2 separate regions of the Homo sapiens genome follow, and region 2 is linked to region 1. Evidence: chromatin loops called from intact Hi-C (ENCODE). Cell type or tissue: natural killer cell. All regions are shown on one strand. Links, peaks and the distances in the headings refer to the core of each region. The heading gives the core; the rest is flanking DNA.

Evidence for each region. A loop is a pair of places that touch in the nucleus more often than their neighbours do. Peaks named below come from ENCODE experiments on the same cell type or tissue, not always from the same donor. Only the 100,000 strongest peaks of a DNase experiment are listed, where the experiment ranks them.
Region 2: it touches region 1 in a loop (9-fold over the local background); 9 of 110 quality-filtered maps call a loop at or near these places.

Annotation. Positions count from the first base shown.
Region 1 is chr1:51,999,729-52,005,113 of GRCh38, reverse strand. No RefSeq gene overlaps it. Among named protein-coding and RNA genes, the nearest start is that of RAB3B, 12 kb to the right of the region's middle. RefSeq lists an enhancer at 1-355. In natural killer cell, for the core only: a CTCF peak has its summit at 2,614; a DNase peak (open chromatin) is centred at 2,623.
Region 2 is chr1:51,624,868-51,630,252 of GRCh38, reverse strand. The region is part of intron 1 of OSBPL9 (oxysterol binding protein like 9); the gene reads right to left. Among named protein-coding and RNA genes, the nearest start is that of OSBPL9, 10 kb to the right of the region's middle. In natural killer cell, for the core only: no CTCF peak of the experiment used is centred there; a DNase peak (open chromatin) is centred at 2,382.

The DNA.
Region 1 (5,385 bases), core at 285-5,284:
AATGATGTAAAATTTCCAGCTATTAACAAGGACTTGTGCATGTATTAGTTTTAAGTGGATAATCTGGGTATCAAATTTCTGTCGTATTTAAAGTGTAGTGTATACATATTGAAAAGTGAGGCCGGGCGCGGTGGCTCACGCCTGTAATCCCAGCACTTTGGGAGGCCGAGGAGGGCAGATCACGAGGTCAGGAGATCGAGACTATCCTGGCTAACACGGTGAAACCCCGTCTCTACTAAAAATACAAAAAATTAGCCGGGCGTGGTGGTGGGCGCCTGTAGTCCCAGCCACTCGGGAGGCTGAGGCAGTAGAATGGCGTGAACCTGGGAGGCGGAGCTTGCAGTGTGCCGAGATAACGCCATTGCACTCTGGCCTGGGTGACAGAGCAAAAATCTATCTCAAAAAAAAAAAAAAATCACTCCTTGTTATACATGGTGTCCATTCCCCATTCGTATTTTATTATTATTATTTTTTTGAGACAGAGTCTCGCTCTGTTGGCCAGGCTGGAGTGCAGTGGCGCAATCTTGGCTCACTGCAACCTCCGCCTCCCGGGTTCAAGCAATTCTCATGCCTCAGCCTCCTGAGTAGCTGGGAGTACAGGTGCATGCCACCACGCCCAGCTAATTTTTGTATTTTTATTAGAAATGGGGTTTCACCATGTTGGCCAGGCTGGTCTTGAACTTCTGATCTCAGATGATCCACCCACCTCAGCCTCCCAAAACGCTAGGATTACAGGCATAGCCACCATGCCCAGCCACCCCATTCATATTTTAAAGTCCTAATCCAAGTACTTCAGAATGTGACTGCATTTGGAGATGAGGTCTTTAAAGAGGTAATGACGTTAAAATGAAGTCATATAGGTGGGCCCTAATGCAATAGCACAAGCATCCTTATCAGAAGAGGAGGTTGGGACATAGTTGAACACGGAGGGAAGACCACTGGAAGACACAGGGAGAAGTAGGCCATCTACAAGCCAAGGAGAGAGGCCTCAGAAGAAACCAATCATGTTCTCAGACTTCTAGCCTCCAGACTTAGAAAACAAATTTTTGTTGTTTAAGCTACCCTGTCTGTGTTACTTAGTTATGGCAGCCCTAGCAAATGAATTCACTCCTTTTCACCCCCATCATTACTACCATGGTCTAAACCATCAGCATTTGTTGCCTAGACACTTTCAGTGTAAGATCCACCATCGGGATGGCGCTTTTATCTGTCTTCTTGTTCACTGATATGCCTTCAAAACCTAGTATATTGAATGTCATGAAGATATTGTGAAAGAGGCCAGGCTCGGTGGTTCACACCTGTAATCCTAGCACTTTGGGAAGCTGAGGCGGGTGGATCACCTGAGGTCAGGAGTTCGATACCAGCCTGGCCAACATGGTGAAACCCCGTCTCTACTAAAAATACAAAAATTAGCTCGGCATGGCAGTGTGCACCTATAACCCCAGCTACTTGGGAGGCTGAGGCAGGAGAATCACTTGAACGCTGGAGGCAGAGGGGTTGCAGTGAGCCAAGGTCTTTTTTTTTTTTTTTGAGACAGAGTCTTGCTCAGTCACCCAGGCTGGAGTGCAGTGGCGTGATCTCAGCTCACTGCAAGATCCACCTCCCAGGTTCACGCCATTCTCCTGCCTCAGCTTCCTGAGTAGCTGGGACTACAGGCACCCGCCACCACGCCTGGCTAATTTTTTTTGTATTTTTAGTAGAGATGGGGTTTCACCATGTTAGCCAGGATGGTCTCGATCTCCTGGCCTCATGATCCACCCGCCTCAGACTCCCAAAGTGCTGGGATTACAGGCGTGAGCCACCATGCCCGGCTGCCAAGGTCTTGCCACTGCACTCCAGCCTGGGTGACAAAGCAAAACTCTGTCTTAAAAAAAAAAAAAGGATATTGTAAAAGAAAGAAAGAAAAAACAAAACCTAGTGTATAGGACCTGGTGTGTGTGTGTGTGTGTGTATTATATACATGTGGTGTATGTATATATATATATATAAATATATATAGCCATCCCACAAGTATTTATTGAATATATATGTATATATATAATGTCTGAGGTCCAAAAGTAGTACAAAGGAAGGGGTGATTAAATTATCTCCAAGTAAGTTGGATGGGATGACAGGATGTGTAGGAAGGAATTTTCTAGATTAGGAAGGGGTATTGAGGAAGTCACCTAAGAAAGAGACAAAGGCTTGGGCAAAAATGCTGAGATTTAAAGCAATTTCTGAGAACTCTAAGTCATTCCGTGTGGCCAGAGCACAAGGACCAAGGGGATTAGTTGGTTGAAAATAAAGTTGAAGATAAAAGAATTTAATCATATTTGCTAAGGAGGTTGGATTTTATCCTGTAGTACAATCAATATCACTGACTTTTTTCCAGTTTTTCCATTTAGATCTGTTTTGTACTTTATTATCCACGAATACCTGGAGAAGTCATTTAACCTTGCTGAGTTTCAGTTTTCTCTTCTGTTGAATGGTTGATGAGACATGAGATAATATATGGAAGTTACCTCAGAAGGTTCCCGGAATATAGCAGGTGCTTAACAAACACTAGTTCCCTGCCATTCAGCCCATATAACCAGGTTGATTTCAGCACCATGGTTACTGGTCAGTCCAGAGAGAGTACAGTTCCAATTTCGGACACAAGAGGGAGTATGAGACTTACCTTTGCCGAAGGTCACAGGCTTGCCTAACAGCCTCCCTTACTTAGCAAGCCCTCCAGGAAAGACAAATAGGAGACATTCTTCCAAAATTAGAAAGGCATCTGTCTTATTTTTGTTTTTCTGAGAAACAGAGGGTCTCACTCTGTCACCCAGGCTGGAGTGCAATGGTGCAATCACTCCTCAACCTCCCTGGGCTCAGGTGATCCTCCCACCTCAGCCTTCTAAACAGCTGGGACTACAGGTGCACCTGTAGGTCACCACACCCAGCTGACTTTTGTATTTTGTAGAGATGGGGTTTCGCTATGTTGCCCAGGATGGTCTCAAACTCCTGGGCTCAAGCAATCCCCCTGCCTCGGCCTCCAAATCACAGGGATTACAGGCATGAGCCACCGCACCCGGCCTACTCTGACTTGTTTTATAGATACTAAGCCATTGGTAACCGTTCTTCATTCCCTGGACACATATTTGAAGGTGGACTCATTGGCAAGCATAATGTACTTAGTTATCATGCTGAAAGTAGCTGATGTTATTCAATAGTCTAGTATGCACCACCTATTTTACATACATTATCATCTTTAATTTAACTCTCAATGAGCCAGTGAAATAATCCTTATCCTCATTTTACAGATAAGCAACCTATGGTCTAGAGAAATTCAATCACATAATTAGTGAATGGTAAAAGTTGGATTTGAACCCAGAACTGCCTGTTTCCAAAACTTAAGTTTATTATATTATATTAATTAATTAATTTAATGTATTTATGTATTTGAGATAGGGTCTCACTCTGTTGCCCAGGCTGCAGTGAAGTGGCACAATCAGGGCTCACTGCAGTCTCGACCTCCTGGGCTCAAGTTAACCTCCCACCTCAGCCTCCTGAGTAGTTGGGACTCTAGGTACGTGCCACCAAGCCTGGCTAATTTTTTTTATTTTTAGTCAACATGGGGTTTCGTCATGTTGCCCAGACTGGTCTTGAACTCCTGGATTCAAGCAATCTGCCCACTTTGACCTCCCAAAGTGCTGGGATTACAGATGGAAGCCACCGCACCCCGACGATTATACTTATTTTAATTCAATTCCCTCATTTAACAGAGGTCATCCAGAAAGGGGTCTGGTCAGTGGTGGATGATGTGAGACCAAGGAAGAACTTTGTGCCTAGGGTGAGCACAATTTTTTTTTTTAAGATGGAGTCTAGCTCTGTCACCCAGGCTGGAGTGCAGTGGCACAATCTAGGCTCACTGCAACCTCTGTCTCTTGGGTTCAAGTGATTCTCGTGCCTCAGCCTCCCACGTAGCTGGGACTACAGATGCACGCCACCATGCCAGGCTAATTTTTGTATTTTTAATAGAGATGAGGTTTCACCATGTTGTTCTGGCTGGTCTCGAACTCGTGAGCTCAAGAGATCCTCCCACCTCGGCCTCCCAAAATGCTGGGATTACAGGCATGAGCCACTGTGCCCAGCCAAGGGGGGAAGGTTCTAGTTAGTTGTTTACCCGTTGTCTTGCCCTGGGAAAACCACTTGTTCTCTCTGCATCTTAATTTCCTAAATCATCTCTAAAATGGATTGATTCTTTTTCATCCATCAGGTCTCAACTAAAATGTCACTTCCTCAGAGAGGCTGTCCCTGTTTAATCATCCTAAGATAATCATCTCTTCGGCATATTTCCTTAAATATGGTTATCACCATCTGAAATTATCATAGATAATTTGTGTACTTATTGTTTGTCTCTTCTCTGCAGATTCCTAATTTCTGTCTGAGCAGAGGTTCTGCCTGTTTAGTTCACGTTTGTGTACTCTGTGCTTAGTACAATGCTTGGCACATACTAAGTGATCAACACATCTTTGTGCAATGAATGAACGAATAATATAATGATGAAGAACTAGGACCAGAGGGTGGAAGCTACAAACAGGCAGATTTTAGCAGAGGACTTTACTAACAATAAGGGTTATCCCAAGGCAAGGTGGTCTGCCCTAGAGAAGGTGGTCTCCCCATCCTTGGAAGTGAGCAGATTAGGGCTATAGAGGGGGCCCCATGTTGGTTTGGTGGAGGGTTGATTTGAGGTTCCTCTGGCTCCTCATTAAAACCTTGATTAAGTTTTAAACTAATACTCCGATAACAGGATGCTATCCAGTCATTGTGTTAAATTATGGAATGGGTATTCTCTCTGTTTAATAACTGGAATAAAAGAGGCCCAAAGGGCCAGGGAAGCAGACACAGGGGACGGATAGTGCTAGATTCTGCTTCTGGGCTCTGTGGGAGAGGCCTGACTGAGACAGTAATGGCCTCTATTAAATTTAAATACAATAAATAAAGTATAATAATTATTTCCAGAGCAGTTGCTGCTTTTACCACCATTCCCCTTCTTCTGGCCCCTCTGTCCCCATGACTGTCTCTTTTGTTCTCTTTCACACAGCAAATGACACTACCCAAGTTAGAAAGCTCTCCTGGTTGCCTCAATTTTCTTTTGCCTCATCTACATCCAATCAGTCACCAAATCTTGTTTCTTTCATGTCCCAGTGCATTTCCCAGCTCAGGTCTTATAATCTCTCTTTCTTTTGTTGTTGTCGAGGTGGGGTCTCGCTTTGTTGCCCAGGCTGGTCTCAAACTCATGGATTCAAGCGGTCCTCTGGCCTCAGCCTCCTGAATAGCTGCGACTGTAGGCGCATGCCACTGTTCCTAGCTATTTTGTTTTGTTTTGTTTTTTGGAGGTAGAGTCTTGCTCTGTCGCCCAGG
Region 2 (5,385 bases), core at 103-5,102, 370 kb after region 1:
TGACCAAAAAAGCATCTTACCAAAAAAACCACAATTGTCTTCTATCCCCTTTCTGAAATCTCATTATCTATCACAGAAAAGAAGACTGAGAAATGCAACTACACCTGGATGGACTTTTCTGTCTCCTTGATTCATTCATTCCCCCCAGTAATCATTTAGTACCCTTTAAAAGAATTGTCTACACTCCCCATCTCCTCCGTCCCCTGTGAAAAAGGGTATATAAATTACTGTACTCCATTAGGGGGTTGGGGTAATCACTCCATAACTCCCCCTCCCCCATGCACATTAATAATTTTTTTTTTTTGAGATGGAATATGGCTCTGTCGCCCAGGCTGGAGTGCAGTGGCACAGTCTTGACTCACTGCAATCTCCAACTCCCAGTTTCAAGCAATTCTCCTGCCTCAGCCTCCCAAGTAGCTGGGACTACAGGCGCACACCACCACACCCAGCTAATTTTTGTATTTTTAGTAGAGACAGGGTTTCACCACGTTGGCCAGGCTGGTCTCAAACTCCTGATCTCAGGTGATCCACCCACCTCAGCCTCTCAAAGCACTGGGATTACAGGCATGAGCCACTGCACCGAGCCACATTAGTGAATTTGTATGCCTTTTCTCCTATGAATCTGCCTTTTGTCAGTTGCATTTCAGCGAACCTCCAAAGGCCAAGAAGTTTTCCCTTTGGCCTGCCCATACAGTTTCACACTGTACAGGGTGGCAGCCTACCACATGGACTAGGTATGTAGTAAACTATATGATCTAAGTTTGTGTAAGCCCACTTTATGACATCCACACAATGATAAAATCACCTAACAAATTTCTCAGAAGATATCTCCCCACACTCCTGCCCCATTGTTAAGCGACCCATGACTATATTTACTGAAAAGCCACTAAGTGCCAGGCACTGCTCTAGATGCTGGAGATAAAATGATGAAGATAAATAAAGTCTCTGTTCTAATGGAACTTACATTCTATTCATACAAGACAGAAACAGACAATAAGCAAGAGAAACAAAATAAAGCAATAACAATATATGCCATGAAAAATCAAACGAGATGATTATGATAGCAACTGAGGGTGAGAGGCCTACTTTAGATGGTTTGTTATAGAAAGGCTTCTCTGAGCAGTGACATATGAATGAAAACCTGTATAAGAAGTAATCAACCATGCTAGACCTGTCCAAGACAGAAAACATTCAGAGGCCCTGAGGCAAGAACAAGTTTGAAGAACTTCAAAGGAACAGAAGAAAAGCTCAAGTGAATAGAGAGTGTTAAGCTAAGGCCGGGCATGGTAGCTCAGGCCTGTAATCCCAGCACTTTGGGAGGCCGAGGAGGGTGGATCACTTGAGGTCAGGAGACCAGCCTGGCCAACATGGTGAAACCACGTCTGTACTAAAAATACAAAAATTAGCTGGACATGGTGGCACGCACCTGTAATCCCAGCTACCCAGGAGCCTGAGGCAGGAGAATTGCTGGAACCCAGCAGGCAGAGGCTGCAGTGGGCCGAGATCACGCCACTGCACTCCAGCCTGGGCAACAGAGCAAGGCTCCATCTCAAAAAAAAAAAAAAAAAGAAAAAAAGAAAGATAAATTGAAGCAGATCACAAAGTCATAGTAAAGTCATAATAAAAAATTTAGATATTTTTCTTTTTCTCTTTTCTTTTTTATTTTTTTGAGATGGAGTCTTGCTCTGTCGCCCAGGCTGGGGTGCAGTGGCGCAATCTCAGCTCCCTGCAACCTTCACCTCCCGGGTTCAAGCAATTCTCCCACCTCAGCCTCCCAACGTATTGAAATTACAGGCACGAGCCACTGCACCAGGCCAGCGTAGGAATTTTAACTTCCCAAAGCCAGATGACTGAGATCTTATTAAATAAAGATGAAGAAAAAATGTTATCTTTTGTTCATTTGCCTCTTGAAGAAATACAATACAAAATGGTACAATAACTTACACAGAAAAATCTTAAAATGCTTTTAGGTTGTAGAATATCATGTATAAAATGATTCCATTTATATAAAGTACACAGATGTGTATTTGTGCATAAAGAGTTGTTAGGAAAGCTATTCTCCAAAACACAGATAAGTAGGATTTCAGGTGTGACTTTTCTTCCTTCTACTGTATAGACCTTTCACTATAGTTTGACTCTTCTTTTAAAAATTTAGAGTAATACTGCAATAGTCCTTTCCAAAAAAAAAAAAAAATTGAGAGTAGGCCTTCATTAGTACAGTGGTAGAAAAATAATTAAGAGTACAATGTCATCTCTTCAAGAACAGTAAAACAATTTTTAAAGCTGTAAAAGAGTAACCAGTGTCATCAAATGCTATGGAGACAGTGCTAAGATTAAGAGCGAAAAAAGCACCCATTGGGTTTAGCAACAAAGCTATCACTGGGGACCTCTGCTGGAATTTTCAGTGAAATGTGGAGGTAAAAAAGAGTGCTGTCGAGTAAATGCAAGATGGACTAACAGAGACAGGCATTTCAATACACAAATGTATATTGAGGAAGACAGGTTAGGATGATATTTTCAAAAAAAAAACAGAATTAGGAGAGACATTTTTCAAAGTAGGAGAGATGAACATGTTAATACATTAATGAAAAAGTCAGTCCATCCTAAAATTCATATGTAAATTCAAAGGATCCAGAATAGCCAAAACTATCTTGAAAAAGAACAAAGAAAGTTAGAAGATTTACATTTCCCAATTTCAGAACTTACTACAAAGCTACAGTAATTGAGACAGTATAGTACAGGCGTAAGTACAGACAAATAAGTCAATGGAATAGAACTGACAGTCTAAATACAAATCTTCACATTTATGGTTAGTTAACTGCCAACAAGAATGCCAAAACAATTCAATGGAGAAAGAAGTCTTTCCAACAGATGATGCTCGGACAACTGGATATCCACATGCAAAAGAATAAAGGTGGACCCTTACCTCATTCCATATTAAAAAAAAAAACTAGCCAGGTGCAGTGGCTCACACATATAATCCCAGTACTTTGGGAGGCTGAGACAGAAGGATCATTTCAGCCCAGGAGCTGGAGAACAGTGTGAGCAACATGGCAAGACCCCATCCTCTACAAATAAAAAAAGTAGCCCACATGGTGGCACAAGCCTGTAGTCCCAGCTACTCAGGAGGCTGAGGTGGTAGGATCACTTGGCCTGGGAGTTTGAGGCTGCTATAAGCTATGATTGTGCCACTGCACTCCAGGATGGACAACAGAGAAAGACCTTGTCTCAAAATAAACAAACAAAAAAACCATGACCAACAACAAAAATGGATCAGACCTACCCATTATAGCTAAAATAAACAACTCTTAGAAGTAAACATAGATATGAAACTTTGTGACTTTAGATTAAGCAATGATTTCTCAGATACGACACCAAAAGCATAAGCAGCAGCAGAAGAACAAATAAACTGGACATCATCAAAATTAAAGATGGCCAGGTGTCATGGCTCACACTTGTAATCCCAGCACTTTGGAAGGCCAAAGCGGGAGTATCACTTGAGTCCAGGAGTTCAAGACTAGCCTGGGCAACACAGTGGGACCCTAACTCTACCAAAAAAAAAAAGCAAAACAAAAATTAGCTCGTGTGGTGGCACATGCCTGCAATCCCAACTACTCAGAAGACTGAGGCAGGAGGATTGCTTAAGCCTGGGAGGTCGAGGCTGCAGTGAGCTGTGATAGCACACTGTACTCCAGCCTGGGTGACAGAGTGAGATCTGGTTGTAAGGGGGAAAAAAAAGAATAAAAAGCAACAGGCTATCTAAAAATGTCTGTATAAAATGATTACAACTGTTTGTTATACTGCATAATAATAATAATAATATTCTTAAATAAGAAAAATCTGTAGTGAGGAAGAAGTTAAATAGAGAGAGGAGAGAAAGCAGATAGAGGAGAAAATCTATAGACTGAGATCCCCGAAAAGTTTGTGAGCAAATGGAATCCAGAACACAGGATTACCTCTTCTATGATAGGGAAAGGTAAAAGCAAGTATAAAGAGGAAAATAGATATATCAAAATAGGTGGGAGAACAAGGAGTTGAGAGTGTTCCCACCAAATGGACTATTGTCTCTGGTAAGCATGGCATCTCCTATGAGTGATGGAGGAAAGAAGAGGATTGAGAGACAAAAGATAGCTGCCAGAACGACAGATCACATTTTTATCCAGTGTATTTTCACCCAGCTGTGCCATAACAATACTAAGATAAAATACAAGAAATAAGTAGACAATCTTATCATGGGGCCTCAATGGAACAAAACTCCAAGAAATAGACAATCAACTTTTACAATAATTTTAACATTGTCATGTGAATAGAAAAAAATTAATTATGAATACCTGGAAATACTTTCCTTGAATATAATTCCATTTATATCATCCCATGTAACATGTAAACTTAACTTCTGCAAGTAAATTCCATTTTTAAAATAATCCTGGGCTGAATGCAGTGGCTCACAATTATAATCACAGCACTTTGGGAGGCCGAGGAGGGTGGATTGCTTAAGCTCAGGAGTTTGAGACCAGCCTGGCCAACATGGTGAAACCCCATCTCTACCAAAAATACAAAAAGTTAGCCAGTGTGGTGGCGCATGCCTATGGTCCCAGCTACTCAGGAGGCTGAGGTGAGGTGGGAGGATTTTGAGTCTTGGTGCTGGACGTTGCGGTGAGCCAAAATCATGCCACTGCACTCCAGCCTGGATGACAGAGCAGTACCCCATTAAAAAAAAAAAAAGAAGAAGAAGATAATCCTTTACAATTAAATAAATGAGAAGGAAACAATTGATTGGGGTGGCCATTTCTTTGTCTGTATTTCTCTATAAACAGTAAAAGAAATTCAATCCTTAATCTAAATCACTTGTACACTGTTCTAGTTTTGATCGGGATTACCTATTTGAAAATCTAATCCTTCCAACTGGCATGGTCTAGATTAGTTTAAAATAAATTAAATTACATTTTAAAAAAAGAAAATCTAATCATACAATTGCCACTTTTGGAGTGGCATATTTAAGAACAACTCTACATCTTTCTACAAATTATCACCATCAAGAAAACTGCTTGCAACAGAAGCAAGAATTGACTGCTTGTCTGCTACAACACAGGAAGCAAAGATGGCACACAGTTCCACAGGCTCTGGATGACTAAACAAAAAACCTCTGTTGTTAATATAAACCCAATCAGGTTTTACATAAACTGTGGAAACATACATATTTGCTATTAGTATATTCTGTAAAACTTACAAGGCTGTGTAAACAAGAATTCCAAACAGCCTTCTGCCTCACTCACCTATAATTCGAATTAGAAGGGCCATTCATATTCTATTCACAAGGAGAATAATATGCCTCATTGTCAGGCTTGAAGATTATTATGATGTTCAGTACTGCCATCATGGAGT